2 separate regions of the Homo sapiens genome follow, and region 2 is linked to region 1. Evidence: chromatin loops called from intact Hi-C (ENCODE). Cell type or tissue: HCT116. All regions are shown on one strand. Each heading gives the region's core, and the rest is flanking DNA. Links, peaks and the distances in the headings are about the cores only. Region 1 overlaps COPS2 (COP9 signalosome subunit 2). Region 2 has its middle 26 kb from the start of DUT-AS1.

Region 1 (5,000 bases), core at 1-5,000:
AGTAGAAGCACCTAAACAATAGAATTGTTCTTCCAAAGACTTCAAAACATGAGTTTGAAAAATTATGCCTGTGTAATAACTGAAGAATAATTTGCAGTAGTGCACAGCTTGTGATAATTGATTCAGTGGGGTGCAAATGATGGGTTAGTGATGTCATGATGGCTGGTTCAAGCCTACGAACATGGCGTTGCAGATCATAACAAGGAACTGTCTATTTGTAGTCAATCAGTAGAACATCAGTTGTGCCGATTCTCATGTATTTATATATTTTAGCAATAACATTTGTTTAAGAGTTGAATTGCAGTTATGCAAAAACATTATACATGCCATTTCTTAATCCGTATGATATGAAAAACCAAAAGAATGTAGTCACAAAACGAAGAGGGCTGAATCAAATCTTTTCTCAGTCATTGTGATTTTTTTTTTTTTTTTTTTTTTTGGAGTTGTAACATCTAAAGTTTAGAAATCTCTATCTGAAATCTATCAGGTCCCAGAAGTTACAGGTAACTACTCTTATTATAAGTATTCCGTGACTGAATGACAAGACACTGTGTGACATATGACAGGAAATGTCAAGGATCCTGTTTTTAACAATGTTATAATTGGTTCAGTAATTTCCAGATAATTGAAGTTAATCTCTTCCCTTTCTAAAATACTGTTTCTCATTTGCTGGGAAGCTCCAAAATACTAGTCCTACTGTTGTCATGTATACCTTTCAGCTTCTACTTTCCTCTTCTCGAAACCTGACCTAATTGTTTTTTCTAATTTGTTTTGAGCCAAGAAACCAAAAATAAATGGACTCTGAATTTTTACTTTGTGATCAATGTAAATCAGAAATACTTTTCATTTTACTTCCAGGTTCAAGGCTGCATTCTGAAGGTTTGGGTTGCAAAAAAAAGTAATTTTCTGGTTCAGCAAGCTATTCCTCTATCTTATTCAACACTGTTAAGTGAAGTTTTTATTTTAGTTATTGTATGATAAATCATATATGGTAAATCTGTTTATATTTGTTCCAACTTAATAAAACAATTAGAAAAGAGCTGATTTCCGAAGGCATAGAGTAGGTTTTATAGCTGTGATTCTTTACTCCAAGTCTTCCCTAAAGAATACCCTTAGGCTGAGATCTGAAATGATAAGCAGTAGTTAACTAGATGAAGAGAGGTAGAGGTAGAGGTGGAAAGAGAGAGAAATAGCACATAAAAGTGGGAGAATTTGGCACTTGTTGAGTTAAGGCCAGGATGGCTGCAGCAAAGTGAATGAGGGAGAACTAGATAGGAGATAAGGTTGGACACAGGAGTCAAGTTTTGCTGATTTTGCTCTCGATTTTAAGAGGAATAGGAACCATTTTTGAGGAGAGGAATAAGATAATTTACATTTTGTGAAAATTATTTCACCTGCTTAACCATGAGGATATTAGAACTTAAAAAGGAGAATGAGAAGGCTGCTAAAGTTTGTGGAGAGATGAAAGTAGTTGGGTAGGGTAGGGTGGTAGCAGGCAGGGGGTTCGGGAGTGGATAGATTTGAGATTTATTTTGAAGGTAGAGTCAATAAGGATTTTTATGTTCCAACAAATAGTTACCTTTCATTGTTTATGCTGTTACTACGTGTACTATTCTCTTTATCCTCTCCTGTTTTGTCTAGTGGGCAAACTTCCATTTATCTTTCAAAACCCAGGTTTGAAGCCATCACTGTCACAGCATCATTCTGTGTATGGTTGGCTTATTCATTCTTTACTAATTTCTCTTTTTTTTTAGCTTGATCAGTTTCTTTGTAGTCAAGCCTAGATTACAAGGGTTAAGAAGTAAATGAATAATTATGAAACTTATTTACTACCTAGTTTCATCTTGTCCCTAAAAGAAGTGTTCCAAGTGATTTTCATATGTTAAACAGAATGGAATTCCAGGTCTTAAATCTGTAAGACTGACAGACTCAGGTCTTCACACGAGGAAGGAATTATCCTCCAGAGGGCGCACATTACAAAGCCACTCTTGATTATTGAAAAATTCATCTTGTGTTAATGTATTTTTGAGCTTTCAAGTAACTTATTATACACAGCATACCTTTCTTCACTCCTATGCTTTTATGAGACTGTAACAGAATTTTTCATAAATATCTCATAAAGAAATTTGTTACCTGTATTTGGATTTAGAAATAACTATAAAACTATTCTTGTCTTTTTGTGTTTGTTTCCAGGTACTATTCTTAATTTGATATAAACTTGCCCTTTGTAATGACTTAAAGCTGAGAAGGAAATAATCTATATCTTATGACTCATAAGATAATAATTTCCATTATACCAATCCATGTGTATTTTGTAATCCTCATTATTAGGTTGAATGTCCTGGAACTGTGTAACACTCTTGTTTATACTGCTCCACAAAATAGTTGTTTTATTCCAGTTTTCCCTTCTGCCTTGTTTTTTTTCCACTAAGAATTGAACTCATGTAATAGAAAGTCTCATAAAATTATATAAATCCATTTTGTTTTATTTATTTTGATTTGTTATAAAGCTGATTAAGTTAACATTAGTATAAACAGCTGTTGTATAGTGCACATAAGGAAAGTATTCTTATTAACATAATTATATTTAGTGCTAGATGACTTTGCCATGTGTAGATTACCATCCTAGCTGGTTTTAAACCGTGTTACAATAATGAAATTTAGACTTGGGGAATAGAAAAATTAGATTACAGAACCAAAGATTAATAATTAGAACACATCTACGTTAGGTTTCCCTCAGATTTCATGACTAACGAAAGCTTAGCAACTACAGAATTGGGGTCATTAACCAATATTAGGTTGCATTCTTCTTTTATGTTGATTCTATAGAAATTTTAGCTTTCATCTGAAAGAAAGTAATGATTATATTCTGCTATACACTTGATTTTGACTCCTCCTTCCTCCTCTCTTCAACCCCTGGTTTTATATAACAGTTGAATATCAGTGGCATTTTACGTATGTATTCAAGGTTGTTTTGTTTTGTAAAAATATGTGGTTTTTCTGTCTTAACAGCATTCACTTTTTACGTTGCTACGTGTGGGTTTCTTTTCTTTTTTTCTTTTAATATTTCTTTCTTTCCAACACAGGAATACTCTGAAGATAGTAACTCCGAGCCAAATGTGGATTTGGAAAATCAGTACTATAATTCCAAAGCATTAAAAGAAGATGACCCAAAAGCGGCATTAAGCAGTTTCCAAAAGGTTTATATTCTTTTCCATTTGATTCTATGTGTTAATTTTTTTAATGATATGCTAGAACAAATAAGTCCCAGGTGATTTTATCTCAGAAATGTGTTTTGAATACTTAATTATCCTATCAGTTAGCATTAGGCAGCACAAGCAAGTGTTTCAAAACGGTTATCCTGATGTTTTTTCCAATCAAGCTGTCTATGGAGCAGGGCCATTGTCCTGAAAAACTAGGATGGTTCTGGCAGAAGAACCACCAACATGATGGTCAGTAGGTATTATCACTGCAATCTTGTTTCTTTTAGGGGTAAATCATACAGTTGTGGTTTCATTATTATGAATAGCTTGATTTCTTGACTTACTGATACACTTACGGATTATTTTTACCATAGGTTGGTTATTCAGGGGAAAAAATATTTCAGAAACTATATAATAATCAAGAAGTGGCTCTTTATTTTGCTGATGAAGGAACTTTAAGCTTGCTTATCCTTATGTAGGCATCTTACAACTTGTTTTTTTTAAAGACTGAAAAATGACATTGAGAAATGGTGGTATCCTTGGGGAAATGTTTTTTATGCATATAGTATAAAATTAATTCAATACTTACACATTGGGCATCATTAGAAAATAATGTGTTAATATTAAGATAAACTAAAAATTTCTTCCTCTTTTTAGGTTTTGGAACTTGAAGGTGAAAAAGGAGAATGGGGATTTAAAGCACTGAAACAAATGATTAAGATTAACTTCAAGTTGGTAAGATTTGTTTTGAGGGGAATTAAACTAATAAATTTTGTAGGTAAAAACCTCATCACGACAAAGTACTATTATATCTTCTTTTCTAAAGTACTTCTTTGGATGTGTTTTTATATTTAGTCTGCTCTGCAGTTGGGACTATAGTAATACTAAGTAAAAAAAACAAATTCTTCATAGGATACAGAAGTTTTCTATTTAAGAAAACTTACTCTTTTAGATGCATTTACAGTATTTGCCTTTTTTTTTTTTCCCCCGCTCTGTCACCCAGGCTGGAGTGCAATGGTGCAATCTTGGTTCACTGCAACCTCTGCCTCCTGGGTTCAAGTGATTCTCCTGCCTCAGCCTCCTGAGTAGCTGGAACTACAGGCACATGCCACCATGCCCAGCTAATTTTTTGTGTTTTTAGAAGAGACGGGCTTTCACCATGTTAGCCAGGATGGTCTCGATCTCCTGACCTCGTGATCTGCCTGCCTTGGCCTCCCAAAGTGCTAGGATTACAGGCGTGAGCCACCGCACCCTGCCAGGGCTGCATTATTAATAGATTGACTTTTCCACAAAGGATTAGTGTTTACTTTGGAGTTTTAAAATTCTCCTGTTTATTATAAAGAGTTTCTCTTCCATTGACTAGGGCCAAAACGTTAGCATTATGCTTAACTCTTCTCATTGTCTATTACCCCACAAATAATCCATTGGCAAATCCACATGGCTTTACATCCAGTATGACTGTGCTTACCATTTCTACCTCTGCTACTCTGGTCCAAGGCACCATGATTTCTTACCTGGATTATTGAGATAGCCTCTTAACTGGTCTCCTTACTTTCATCCTTACCCTGCTACAGTTTTCCACAAGTAGCAGAGTGATCCTTTTAAAATGTAAGTCAGATTATGCCATTCTTTTGCTCCATATCTTCTAGTGGTCCCCATCTCCCTTAGTAAAATCCAAAATTCTTACCATGACCTACAGATCCCTATGTAAGCTCATCCTTTGCTGCTGTTTTTATTTGCTCCATCACTGGCCTTCTTGCTGTTCCTCAAGTCATCCCAAGCACAATCCTGTGTAAA
Region 2 (8,918 bases), core at 1,738-6,737, 790 kb after region 1:
TAAAAATACAAAAATTAGCCAGGCATGGTGGAGGGTGCCTGTAATCCCAGCTACTTGGGAGGCTGAGGCAGGAGAATCACTTGAACCCAGGAGGCAGAAGTTGTAGTGAGCCCAGATTGCACCACGGCACTCCAGCCTGGGTGACAAGAGCAAAACTCCATCTCAAAAAAAAAAAAATAAATAAAATAAAATTTTCAAATGTTTAAAAAGCAGCTGCTGGAGATTGTGCTTTACCAAAGTGAGGAACAAACCCAAACTGGAAAAGCATGGGATACAGGCAATAGGAAATTGCGTGGAGGACACAGATGAAAGGGATTCCTATGAAGACTGAGCTCCAGGATGGCAGTTGCAGAGTAGTCAGGAGTGACAGGAGCTAGAGACAAAGGAATTAAAGTGGGGAAGCATCTAGAAGAAAAAAAATGAAAAGAAAAAGAAACTGATAGATTATCTTAGAGTCCAACTCTATTCAAGGGAGTATCACAATTCTACCAAAGAATTTAGGGAGAAATTCCTAATAAGCATAAAAAACTAAGCAACAACAAAAAATAAGCTATTACTAATGAAAAAAAGAAACCCACAAAAGGTTACATAAACATGTTACCATAGTACACTATATGACTCAGCTTTAAATTTAGCCAGAATATTGTTAGACGATTATGTTGGGAGGATGAGAGGAAGGACAAAGTGGGGGCATGGGAGGAATGCAGCCAGAGGGGTATGGTAAGAAAGCTAAATTCTCATCAGCCCCAGAAGAAAACCAGTAGAAAGTGACTACACTTGAAACGAAATGAAATAACTGCACTTGCATATTATTTAGGAACATGAAAGTAAATCACAAACAGTTGAAAGTGTTTAGACTCAGAGTGGAGAGGGGTAGAGAGAGGACTGATATTTTTATTGTTGTATTGACTTCTACATTACATACATAAAGTATTTCAGCACTATGCTGAAGCAATTTTTAAAATTTCAGAAGACCAGGTGCGGTGGCTCACGCCTGTAATCCCAGCACTTTGGGAGGCCAAGGCAGGCAGATCACAAGGTCAGGAGATCGAGACCATCCTGGCTAATACAGTGAAACTCCGTCTCTACTAAAAGTACAAAAAAATTTGCCAGGCATGGTGGCAGGCGCCTGTAGTCCCAGCTACTCAGGAGGCTGAGGCAGGAGAATCGCTTGAACCCGGGAGGCTGAGCTTGCAGTGAGCAGAGATCACACCACTGCACTCTAGCCTGGGCAAAAGAGTGAGACTGTCTCAAAAAAAAAAAAAATTTTTCAGAAAACTCTAAGAAATAAAAAATAAAGTGACTCATTTGAAAACACATTTTGATTCCAATTGGTTTTTTGCTGTTGTTGTTTTTGTTTTGCTTTTTTTTTTCTTTTTTTTTTTTTTAAGATGGAATCTCTCCCTGTCCCATAGGCTGGAGTACAGTGGTGTGATCTCAGCCCACTGCAACCTCCCGCCTCCTGGGCTCAAATGATTCTCCTGAGTCAGCCTCCCAAGTAGGTGGGACTACAGGCACATGCTCCAGTTGATTTTTTTAAAAACACATACATAGCACATAGTAAGTTGCATAGAGAGGAATTTGTGGCAGGTTATAAAATCACACTGTAATCCTCTTAGAGATCCAAAAAGCTGGGACATTAAACTCGGTCAGCCACCAGTGCTTACTTCAAAGGAAACAGAGTCATGAGATACAAGTGTAAGTTCTATCAGCTTTCAGCTCCATCACAGCTAATGGCATGATAATATTGTACCAGTTTAGAACTTTTAGGTGTAATCACTTTTTGTTATTATTTCAAATCACAACTGCACAACTTAAATGTGCTTTTAAAAAATTAGGTTCTATTAAAGAAAAAATGATTCCTTTATTTAAACAAGGCAATCTGTACCTACAAGGGGCTACACCTACAACTTCTAGAGGCCTATGAAAACCACCAGTGGAAACCACATGTGGAAAAAAATAGGTGCTGGGCTAGTTAAAATGCTAATACAATTTCAAGTATTACTGTATTTTTTTTCTAAAAAGGAAGACAACACAATAGTGTTTTGAAAACTATAGTATAGGAAAGTATATGTGTTATATGTGTGTGGTATAAATGAAATAAATCTTGATAATACAATTTAAGTCTCCTTGGATTTGGCTCTGAAAAAGAAATACTTAATGACAATGAATAATTAAAGGAAGTTTGAATGACAGGTCTAAGAAAAAATATTTTTTTTTGAGACAGGATCTCATTCTGTCACCCAAGTTGGAGTGCAATGGTGTGATCTCGGTGCACTGCAGCCTCGAACTCCTAGGCTCAATTGATCCTCCCACCTCAACCTCCTGAATGGCTGGGACTATAGGCTACAGGCATGCACCATCATGCCCAGCTAATTTTTGGTAGAGATGGGTTTTCACCATGTTGCTCAGGCTGAAAATCTTAAATTAAGCTTATAGTTCTGTGTTTCAGACATTTTGAGAAAAAATATTCCATACTAGAATGATGAATGTATCTTTTTAGTCCTCAGCTTTTTCTTTGTTACTGCCTATACATCACAGGCTCTTTATTAGAACTATATTTCTAGCCAATGATAAAAAACAAAAAACTACTAGTTGGTGGTACTTTTATCAAATTCCATTTGCTGCAGATATTTAGATTTTTGTTAGCCAAGACTTTCAGAACTACTGCTATGTGATTATAAGAATTTATTCATGACACCTTCAAATCAACACAATCTATTTTCTTCAGATTCTAATTAGTTATCAATATTTCAAAATTAATATTTAGCAGTTGTCAATCTTTAAATGCAAGAGATGTTTACCATGATTTTATTCTCATAATGTCCACATTATTGAAAAATAAACCAAAAGATAAGAGAAAAATGCTAGCAAATGGCTAGCTACCTTAAAAAAAGGAGGTGCATTTGATTGAGACTTTTGATTTTGATGGTTCTTATCTTATAGAATCCATTTCAGAACTAAATAGACCTAGGTATATAAGGATGAGGCAACAAAGATATTTCTTCCATTCTGTGACTTGGAATAGCCATACTCCACTCACATACAATGTGTTTTGGTTTGAAAATATGTTTTCAAAAATATGAATTACTAGACAGAACATGATAAAAGCTCTGTGTCTTCATATAGCTAGGCCAGTTTGAGAAATTATGTAAGTTTAGTAGCAGCAAAATGTTCACCAAGTATTCATTGGTTTAATATTTTTAGTAGCTTATTAAAAAAAGCTATTTCTATTTGTTTATTTGTGATGTTTGGGAAATAAACATGCTGATAATTCTTTCGTAAGATACTTTTTAAGATTGAGACCCCATGAGGTACCGAAAAAAGCATTCACTTCTCTCACACTTGAGGTCACAAATTTTTGCAAGTCAAAAATGTTGGCCATGCCAAAAACATCATGCTGCACACTACCAAATAAAAGAACACTGTTATTCTTACAAGGAAAGGTTTGACAAGACAGGAAATAGGCAGGGTCAGAGAGGTTTACTTAATACGGAGACTCATTTAACCATCATGAAGCCAAAATACAATGACAGTTAAAAAAAATAAACAAATAGCTGTTACACAAAACAAAACCCCAGGATACATGGTCTCTACTGGAACTGATTATTAGAGTTTTAGCAAATACAGGAAGTGGATAACCCCAGAGAACCCTCACAACATTTCTAGACGTCTTCTCCATTTACTTTTGTCACATGCGCTTTACTGAGATAATGAAGATTAAAACAGTTTTGATTTGTGGGTAGAAATTTGAACAAAGAAGGATTGATCTTAAAATGCTGCAAGTAACCTCATTAAAGGGCAATCATTTTAAAAGTCACATTCTCCTAAAAATGGGGAAGGAGGAGGAAGAAAAAAATGAAAGATAGGAAAAATCTAGCTGTTCATTACAATTTTCCATTTTTGTTTAAACACAGCAGGAGGGCAAAGCTGCTGGCTTCTCTGGTCCTTACAAATGCCAGGAGAGATTATACAAACCCTGCAACCACCCAAATCTTATTTAAAGTTAAAATCATTGTTCTCATCTAATGACTTTTGCCTGCTTTCACTCAAATATTGCAGCATTTTGTTTTCTGCCAGCTTGGACCCATTGAGAATTGTAGACTTATAATTGCAGATAAACTATGAAAAAACAAAAACAAAACAAAAAAACTACCTTTTACAAAAAAGCAAACATCAAGTGACATCTAGTGGTTGCTAGATACTATTTCCTAAGGCCTCTAGATAGCAGTATTTTCAACAACATATTGTCTTAATGTTGGTTATAATTTTTGTTTCCCACATACAGCCTCGGTCTTTTTTTAAGACAGAAACGCATCTGATAAAGATAGTAAAGTTGCCATTTTCTTTTCTCAAAGAAAAATTCTTTTTCTATTAGAATATAAATAAGGAAATAGCTATAACTCATGCTATCTGCATGCAAAAAAAGTTCGCAGTCTATCCCATATTAAACTTATTTGGGCAATTATCAACTGTCTAGATGCATCTTAAGAGAAGATGACATTTCAAATCCCAAATTCCTCTGTTTATCTATCATCTTTTGTTTTGTTTTGCTTTTTGAGACGGAGTTTTGCTCTTGTTGCCCAGGCTGGAGTGCAATAGCGCAATCTCAGCTTATTGCAACCTCCGCCTCCCTGGTTCAAGTGATTCTCCTGCCTCAGCTTCCCAAGTAGCTGGAATTACAGGCGCCCGCCACCATGCCTGGCTAATTTTTTTGTATTTTTAGCAGAGATGTGGTTTCACCATGTTAGCCAGGCTGGTCTTGAACTCTTGATCTCAGGTGATCCACCTGCCTCGGCCTCCCAAAGTGCTGGGATTATAGGCGTGAGCCACTGCGCCTGGCCTATCTATAATCTTAAAGGCATTATTAACTTGATAAAATTAAATTTAGTTCAATTGTTGTCCATATTTTTCTTTCCCCCACCTTGAGAACGCTACAGGGTAATTTTGCAAGAATCTAGGTCCACTTTTTACAATTTTTGCTAGTTACACCACAAGTTGTTAAAGAATAGTAACTTAAACAAGGCTACGTAGACATCAGCTGCAAACCTAATTGGGATTGGAATTGCTTAACAACGCTCCTTCAGTGATTTCATGTTTCTGAAAGGCGCCGTAGAAAATAAATGCCTTGCATTGATGTCTTGAAACTGCATTTGTGAAAGAGACAGAAAAGGAAATTATTGACTGAGAAATTGAAAGATGGTGTTTAAATTTAGTATTTTCTTTCCTTGCAAGGAAAGGAAACTTGGAAAATGCAACTGTAACCCAAAGGCCAGCTGTCTGGCTGTCCCCAAGTCTTCCAGTCTTCCAGAGTCACTCTTCATTTTAATAACAGCACACACACACACACACACACACACACACACACAGACACACACACTACTATATAAAACTCCCATCTGACTTCTATGGAAGAACTAGCATCCCTTCACCTCCAATCTTTTCAAGGATTCTCAGGAGCTCTGCTTATTCTTAATCTCGGCTGCGCATCAGGCTTCTCACTACTTTTTCTTCACCCATTTTGGCCCAGATGCAAACTCTTTTGCTTTTAGTCCCCCTCTAAAGTCCCACTGACACTAAAGGAGTGGATTTGACTGAAGTTTGGGTAATAAGAGGGGAGCTACCGTACAGATAGCTCGGAAAACAGATTAAAATGTAATCTGTGAAGTGATACAATGTCTGGGATTTGTTTCAAAATAATTCACTGGGGGTTGGGAGTGGGCAAGTAGGTAGGGATACGGAAGAAACAAAATCAGCTATGAGAGGATCATTGTTAAAGCTGAGTGATGATTACACGGGGTTCATTATACTTCTCATTCTGCTTTTGTATATGCTAGAAATTTCCATAATATAAATTTAGAAGAAGTGTCTTGGCACTCCTTGATGCAGGAAATTTCTCACTGGTCCTTTCTCTGATTAGCCTCCTACCATATTTTGGCGTTCCTGCCCCCTGCTAACCACCCCTGCCACCAACTCCTGAGTCCCTCACATCTCTCTGCCTCTCCTTCTCAGCCTGCCCAAACAAGCCCTTGAGCTCTGAGATCCTACTCTAACATTTGAGTAGCCCATCAGAATGGCTTGCTGACTCCCTAAAAATAAAGAGACCAGTTTTCACCCTAAGAGTAAATTCTGCCCCTAGGTTTACAATACCTCATTCAGGTAAAAGGAACACAACTAGAATAGCACCTGGTGTATATAGCACTTAAAAAATGTTAGCTCTCTTCCTTTTATTATTTGTATTCTAATTTAAGTTATGAAAATCAATTCTAAAATTTGGACACAGATAATTATATTAGAACAAAGCAGTTTAAAAGATGATACTCTGGCTGGGCGCGGTGGCTCACGCCTGTAATCCCAGCACTTGGGAGGCCGAGGCGGGTGGATCACTTGAGGCCAGGGATTTGAGACCAGTCTCGCCAACATGGTGAAACCCCGCCTCTACTAAAAATACAAAAATTAGCCAGGCATGGTGGCGGACACCTGTAATCTCAACTACTCAGGAGGCTGAGGCAGGAGAATCTCTTGAACCCAGGAAGCAGAAGTTGCAGTGAACCGAAATCGTGCCACTGCACTCCAGCCTGGGCAACAGAGCAAGACTCTGTCTCAAAAAAAAAAAAAAAAGGTGATACTCTATGCCTACGAAGTAAAATGTGGCAGGCAGATGATTATTTTGCCTTCTAAACAAGAGATGTTCAATATAGACACAAATAAAACTATCTTTAAGTAATAATATTAATACGTATTTTCTCTCCCAACCACACTACAGTAGCCAAAAGGCTAAGCAGTTCTCACAGCCCCTGCTCATCAGAGGTGACCTAGAAGGCTGAGGAATCTGAACTCCCAGATGAGCTGTACTGGGGGAGAGGGCGGTGCAGGGGGTGGAACCTAGCGTGAGTACCCAGCCTCTCTTCTACCTTCGTCAGCATCAACTGGCAACAGCTCCTTTCACTTCACTTTGTCTACTTTGGCCTAGAAAACACAGGCTTTGCTTAGTGCAGCTCTGAAGTCAGCTGAGGTTAATGTTCAAACCCCACAGAAGGTGTGCGTCTGAAGAAAGGAAGTGAAGTTTCGTAAGGGAAAGGATTTTTTGTTTCAAAATATGTGTGGGGAAATAATAAGAGAATTCATCTGGATAATTATGTTAACAATACAAGGTAGAAACTGCATGTTGTCCATATTTCACATTCCCAGGAGGGAGAACAGAGATTCAGAGATTTGGGGTGCGATAAAGTAGCCGTGGCTTTTGCAGCCTCATGCCAAACACATCTGAGCAAGGGACACAGAAAAGTGGATGTGTTACCGCTGGCCTGTGCCATTGTCCCCAAACACACATGAGACAATGTCAGCACTTACTTCTAGCTCTAAATTGAAAAAACACTTCCTCTCTTTCTGCGAGCACCATTTTCCCTCCCACTCACCCCTGGAGTCTGACACAGTTTCCATTCCAAGGAGACCGGGTAATGATTCCAAGGAGAAAGGGTAACATACTTCAGCAAAAGAGCTGGCGGACAGTGTGAGACGGGCGCAGGGATCAGTTTAGGCTGAAATGAATTAGGAAACATTTTTAACTTGCCCTTTGAAGTTTTTATTGCCTTATCATCAAACGACTTCTCTTCTTGGGCTGTATATTGATTTTTCTGACTATGAAAAAGTGTTTCATCTCTTCTATGATAATCAAACAGTCTCAGTCAACAGCACCTTCTTTTTTCTAAACCATATTATTTCACTATTACACAATTATCCTACACTCCTCATCTGACAGGAACCTCATACAGCATTAGTCTTTTTCTAATATTATTTTCCCTAACATCCTCATTCCAAACATTTCCATTTCAAACATGTAGCTGCAGGGCATTATATCATTATTTGCCTTTGCTCTCATCGAAGTATATTTTATGAGAGCTTCCTGTCATTTATCCTGATCTATGCTACTATTTGTCAAAGCATCACCTCTGCTTCTCTGTCTGCTTCTCTAAGATGCCAGAAAAAAAAAAAATTTCTTCTCAACTAAAAGTTAAGCCATTATAAATCCCACAGGGATTTTAAAATGGGCACACTTGGGATTTTATTTTATTCTAAGTAGAATGTTCTTTCTGATACTCAAAGTGAATGACCTTGTAGAAAAGTATTTTGTCGTATTTCCTCTCTAGCCCATGGCACATTAGAAAATAGTCACAAAGAGTTACTATCCTATGTATTGAACAATGTGTGATTCGAAGGCCAAACTCATATTTGGTTCAGACCTCAGTAGAAATTTGGGCTAATGCCTTTCATGGATGGGGAAAGGGTTTTAGACCCAGGCCAGGAACCCTGGAGTTTAGTCCTACAACTGCTATGGCTGGTTGGTGTCCTGACACCAAATACTTCTTAGTTTCCCTTTGTCTCAGGTAGTTCATTTGTAAAGATTCACTCACAATTGCAGTTCTGCAGTTTTTCAGTGTCATTCCTACCCATCTTTCTTTCTTTCTTTCTTTTTTGAGACGGAGTCTCACTCTGTCGCCAGGGTGGAGTGCAGTGGCGTGATCTTGGCTCACTGCAAGCTCCGACTCCCTGGTTCAAGCGATTCTCCTGCCTCAGCCTCCTAAGTAGCTGGGATTACAGGCATGCGCCACCACGCTCAGCTAATTTTTATATTTTTAGTAGAGACGGGGTTTCGCCATGTTGGCCAGGATGGTCTCGATCTCCTGACCTTGTGATCCACCCGCCTCTGCCTCCCAAAGTGCTGGGATTACAGGCGTGAGTCACTGCACCTGGCTTCCATCTTTCTTTCTTTTCTTTTCTTTTTTTTCTTTTTTTTTTTTTTTTTTGAGACAGAGTCTCACTTTGTTGCCCAGGCTGGAGTGCAGTGGCATGATTATGCCGCATTGTAAAACAGCCTCGTTGCCTGGGGTAATTACCAAAGGTCTGCATCCTCAACT

Evidence for each region. Peaks named below come from ENCODE experiments on the same cell type or tissue, not always from the same donor. Only the 100,000 strongest peaks of a DNase experiment are listed, where the experiment ranks them.
Region 2: a loop joins it to region 1, with 6 times the contacts of the local background. A loop is called at or near these places in 5 of 110 quality-filtered maps.

Annotation. Positions count from the first base shown.
Region 1 is chr15:49,143,165-49,148,164 of GRCh38, reverse strand. COPS2 (COP9 signalosome subunit 2) reads left to right here. Exons shown (of 13, transcript NM_004236.4): 2 at 3,087-3,200; 3 at 3,861-3,938. Among named protein-coding and RNA genes, the nearest start is that of COPS2, 9.9 kb to the left of the region's middle. In HCT116, for the core only: a CTCF peak has its summit at 1,976 (motif pointing right); a DNase peak (open chromatin) is centred at 1,954.
Region 2 is chr15:48,353,593-48,362,510 of GRCh38, reverse strand. No RefSeq gene overlaps it. Among named protein-coding and RNA genes, the nearest start is that of DUT-AS1, 26 kb to the right of the region's middle. In HCT116, for the core only: a CTCF peak has its summit at 4,209 (motif pointing left); a DNase peak (open chromatin) is centred at 4,170.